2 separate regions of the Homo sapiens genome follow, and region 2 is linked to region 1. A link is a loop called in an ENCODE intact Hi-C map of the cell type or tissue named here. Cell type or tissue: prostate gland. All regions are shown on one strand. Region 1 overlaps ARPIN-AP3S2 (ARPIN-AP3S2 readthrough). Region 2 overlaps SEMA4B (semaphorin 4B).

The links. Peaks named below come from ENCODE experiments on the same cell type or tissue, not always from the same donor. Only the 100,000 strongest peaks of a DNase experiment are listed, where the experiment ranks them.
Region 2: a loop joins it to region 1, with 3 times the contacts of the local background. A loop is called at or near these places in 13 of 110 quality-filtered maps.

Annotation. Positions count from the first base shown.
Region 1 is chr15:89,897,730-89,900,229 of GRCh38, forward strand. All of the region lies in intron 5 of ARPIN-AP3S2 (ARPIN-AP3S2 readthrough), which reads right to left. ARPIN (actin related protein 2/3 complex inhibitor) reads right to left here. Exons shown (of 6, transcript NM_182616.4): 6 at 1-2,500. Among named protein-coding and RNA genes, the nearest start is that of AP3S2, 5.0 kb to the left of the region's middle. In prostate gland, CTCF peaks have their summits at 1,099 and 1,302; a DNase peak (open chromatin) is centred at 1,092.
Region 2 is chr15:90,218,294-90,220,793 of GRCh38, forward strand. SEMA4B (semaphorin 4B) reads left to right here. Exons shown (of 14, transcript NM_198925.4): 4 at 1,500-1,598. Among named protein-coding and RNA genes, the nearest start is that of CIB1, 14 kb to the right of the region's middle. In prostate gland, a CTCF peak has its summit at 1,467 (motif pointing left); no DNase peak of the experiment used is centred here; H3K27ac peaks cover 2,172 bases.

The DNA of each region.
Region 1 (2,500 bases):
GAGTCTTTTTTTCCCCTTTAAATATATTTCCTAAATGCATTGCTATTTGTGGAGATTAGTTTAGTCCCTCAAAAAATTTTCCCATAATGTCCGGCACTGTGGCTCATGCCTGTAATCCCAGCACTTTGGGAGGCTGAGGAGGGTGGATCACCTGAGGTCAGGAGTTCGAGACCAGCCTAGCCAACATGGTGAAATCGCATCTCTACTAAAAGTACAAAATTAGCTAGTCGTGGTGGCGCAGGCCTGTAATCCCAGCTACTTGGGATTACAGTAATCCTCCTGCTGAGGCAGGAGAAACTCTTGAACCTGGGAGGTGGAGGTTGCAGTGAGCCGAGATTGAGCCATTGCACTCCAGCCTGGGCAACAAGAGCGAAATTCCATCTCAAAAAAAAAAAAAAGAAAGAAAGAAAATTTCCCATATGAATGAAGCTCAGAGGATTTGCTTGGTTCTGTTTGAAGATACAAAATAACTGTAATTTCCATCATTAGGCCCATGGTGAAAGGCAAGCTGGACACTGGTGGAAGAAAAAAAAATTCAGATGGGTAGAGGAAAGGGACCTCCCTCCAAGAAAAGAGTCCAGGCAAGGCAATGCAAGTGGGGGAGTGACCTGCTCTGGGAACAGCCAGCCCCTCCATGGGACCAACACAGCCCTTCCCAAACTGTTTCTCACAACAGCTGTCCCATGAAATGCTCCTCACAAAAACGGGTTCTCTGACCAAAGAAATGTGGGAAATACGTAATCATACCCTGTCCTGAAGAGTTACAGTAAATGTTAGTATAGTTAAAGCTCCAAGAAATCCTACAGAAATGTTTGAGTTTAACACTACGTTTGTTCCAACAAATTAGATCATAGAAACACCACCACTTTTTGTTTCTAGCCCTATTAACAACCTGTGGAAGATCCCTCAGGCTGGTCTGAAAGAATCGCCCCAGAGCTCTTAAGGAGGAAGCGAGCCGAGAAAGGAGGGTTGTGACATTGTGATGAGCTCTGAGTTGTATTAAGGAATTTGAACTTTTCATCTGGGGAGTAATAGGATCCAGTCTAGCTTCCAAAAGCTGCCCCTACCAGCCACATGGGGGCCCCTGAAAGCAGGGTTTCAGCCCTGCTGTAGTTCCTCAACTCCCCACAGGTGTATCTAGGAAGGCTTCTGCCCTGGCTGGGCCTGCCCTAATGCCTGAACCAGTCCTGACCAGGGCAGGAGGTATGGCAAAATCAGGGGCTTTGGCCTCACCATCTGCCCATGCAGATGCCTATGCCACAGCAGCTTCCTATTTTCTCCCTTCCTAGTCCCTAGTCCTAGGGAATAGGATTTTACCTCAGTGTCCCTACCTGCTGAGCCTGGGACCCTATTCTTTTTTTTTTTTTTTTTTTTGAGACAGGGTCTCACTGTGTTGCCCAGGCTGGAGTGCAGTGGCAATCTCAGCTCACTGCAACCTCCACCTCCCGGGTTCAAGAAATTCTCATGCCTCAGCCTCCCAAGGCGCTGGAACTACAGGCATGTGCCACCATGTCCGGGTAATTTTTGTATTTTTTGGTAGAGACGGGGTTTCACTGTGTTGATCAGGCTGGTTTCGAACTCCTGACCTCAAGTGATCCGCCCACCTCGGCCTCCCAAAGTGCTAAGATTACAGGCGTGAGCGACTGCACCCAGCCCTGGGGCCCTGTTCTTATCCTCAGCCCACTTGGTTTTCCCATCCCTAGGGAGCTAGTTTCAGTTCTCTATACTTCTTAGCCACAGGCTGGGCTCCTGCTAAACAGCAGGTCACCCGGAAACATAACATCACTACTTGTGCACCACAGCACTGCCACTCACCCAGAATCTGGGCATCATTCTTGATCCCTTCGTCTCCCCCCAGGTCCTGTTGATTTTGCCCCCCGAATGCCCCTCAAATCATTCTCTTCTTTCCATCTCCCCTGCCACTGCTATAGACCAGACCCCTCTAGCCTCTCACCCAGGCAACTGCAGCAGTCTCCTAAAGGAGCAACTCGCCTCCAGCTGCTCGGCAGTCAAGTGACCTTTGAAACACAGATCAGATCTTCTCACTCTCCATGGGATCACTGGCTTCCAGGATGTTAAGGATAAAGTCCCCAATTCCTTAACATGCGTGAGGATGCCATGCCCAATCTCCAGCCTCATCTCAAACACCAGCCCCCATTCTCTGAGCTCCAGACACAATGGTCTTTCCCTTCCTGAAGCCCATCCAAGACACCCCGCCCTTTTTGTTGCTTTAGGACCTCTCCTATTGACACACTGGGCCTCCTTGTTTGGAATGGTGACCTGTCCATATAAGTGTGCCATACCCTTTGGACACAGTGCTTTAGACAGCAGGATGTCTAAAGACACTGGGTGACTCTACCCCCAGTCAGTGTCCCCAGCTATCCTTCTGCTCAACCACCTCCCTGGCCACCCCCATGGCTGAGGTCCCAGCATGGCCTGCCTGTGAGAAAGTCCCATTCAGACACAGAACACCAGTGAAGTGGCTACCACATCCTCTGGC
Region 2 (2,500 bases), 320 kb after region 1:
CTGGAGGACTCATCATCATCCCTAGAGGCCTCCTGCTCCTGCTCCTAAGTGCAGCAGGTGCTGGGTAAGGTGAGGGCAAACGAGTGCTGGACTTGGGATCAAGACACAGGTTCAAGTCCTGGCTGCCATTCTGTTATTCAGCTAACATTGATGAAGCATGCACTCTGTGTCCATGTACTTTTAGGTACTGGAGATTTAATTGTGAAAAAGCAGGCTTGGCACAGTGGCTCACGCCTGTAATCCCAGCACTTCGGGAGGCTGAGGCAGGTGGATCACAAGGTCTCCACCTCATGGTCTCCTGAGTGTCTCAGGAGTTCGAGACCAGCCAGGCCAACATAGTGAAACTCCGTCTCTACTAAAAATACAAAAAACATTAGCCAGGCATGGTGGCAGGCGCCTGTAGCCCCAGCTACCTGGGAGGCTGAAGCAGGAGAATCGCTTGAACCTGGGAGGCAGAGGTTGCAGTGAGCCGAGATCTCGCCACTGCACTCCAGCCTGGATGACAGAATGAGACTGTGTTTCAAAAGAAAAAGTAGTCAGTTTACAAATGTTATTGGCGGGGCGTGGGATGGAATGAGGTGGTCAGGTAACATTTCATTAAAAAAGTGACATTTGAGCCAAGATCAGGAGAGAGTGAGGAGCTGACAGTGGCATATCTGGAGGAGGGGCAGGACTTTTGATTTCACTCTGAGGGAGGTATTTGGGAGGCCAGGGGAAGGCTGAGCAGAGATGTGACATGGTCTCACCTGTGTACTAAGAGGGTCACTCTGGCTACTGTGGTAGAGAAGCCTCCATGGGGAAGGACAGGAGGAGGGAGAGCAGTGAGGGGCGAGTGATGATGGTGGCTCGGACCAGTGAGAAATGCTCAGATTCCGGATGCATTTTGAAGATGGAGCCACCAGGATTTCTGGGTGGGAAATTATGGGGTATGACCGACAAGAAGAGTCAAGGCTGACTGGGTTTGGGGCCTCAGCGACTGAAAAGACAGAATTAATGAAAGTGGCAAGATCTCGGGGGGAAGCATGTGTTTTAGGGAGGACCAGAAAGAAGCTTGGTTGCAGGTGCCAGTTAGATACCCCATTTGAAGGTGATGCATGAATCTGGGGTTCAGGGTTCAGGGCTGAGCAGTCCTCCTGCTCTGGGCTGTGGCTTCATCAGCTCCCAGCTTGGTTGGGAGGGGCCTGTGGCTTCTGAAGAGGATGCTGCTGGGGAATAGTACAACTCAAAGGGGTAGGATTCTGTGCCCTCACCCCTAGGCCGAAGGAAAGTTTGCCAGTCACAAAACTAGCTGAGCCCCTGGGCTCCCTGCAGCACACACACTCTGTGCACGCTCCACTGTGCCCCAGAAAACCCGTGGGTTCTTTGTTCCTAGACTTGAGTGCCCCATCCCCAGTCCTGGGAGCAGAGGCCGGGCCTGGGTGTGGAAGGGGGGGCTCGGCGGTGCCCCCTGGTGGCATGCTTGGGCGTGGGACTGATATCCCCTCGCTCCTTCCCCCCAGCGCGACTGTCAAAACTACATCAAGATCCTCCTGCCGCTCAGCGGCAGTCACCTGTTCACCTGTGGCACAGCAGCCTTCAGCCCCATGTGTACCTACATCGTGAGTGACCTGTCCTCAGCCCTGAGGCTGACCTGGGAACTGCCCCTCTTTCTGCCCCAGGGATCCTGTTCTGTAGCATAGACCCCTGAGGAAAGGCAGGGCCCAGAGGGAGGTTTCTAGGTACCACTGGCCTCCAAGAGCCCTGAGGTCCCACACCCTGGCACAAAGCGCAGCCCTGACAGCCATGTCTCCCTGTGCGGGGAGGCGGGGGCACATGCGGTCACTTACCCATGAAGATCCTGTGCCACCCAGGCCTTGCTGCCCTCTTCTGCTTCTTCCAGCATCTCTCCCTCTCCTTTGCTTGATTCTCTTGTCTTATCTTGTACACCCCCTCCTCAGCACACACCCCTAGCAGAGGGTGGCATTTGATGCTGTGGGTTGGAGCCCAGCTTTGGGGTCAGACACACCTGGGTTTGAATCACATTGCTGCCCCTTCCAGGCTCACATCATTTTATTTCTTTTTTCTTTTTCTTTTCTTTTTTTTTTTTTTTTTTGAGATGGAGTCTCGCTCTGTCGCCCAGGCTGGAGTGCAGTGGCACGATCTCGGCTCACTGCAAGCTCTGCCTCCTGGGTTCACGCCATTCTCCTGCCTCAGCCTCCCGAGTAGCTGGGACTACAGGTGCCCGCCACCACGCCTGGCTAATTTTTTCTATTTTTCGGTAGAGAGGGGGGTTTCACCGTGTTAGCCAGGATGGTCTTGATCTCCTGACCTCGTGATCCACCCGCCTCGGCCTCCCAGAGTGCTGGGATTACAGGTGTGAGCCACCGCGCCCGGCCAGGCTCACATCATTTTCTAAGCCTCACCTCCTCCGCCAGGTGGGTCTGATAATGTGTCCCGCGTCGGGTCACTGTGAGGCAGTGTGGCACTGTGTCTGGGTGAGGCCTCTCCTGAGGCCGACTGT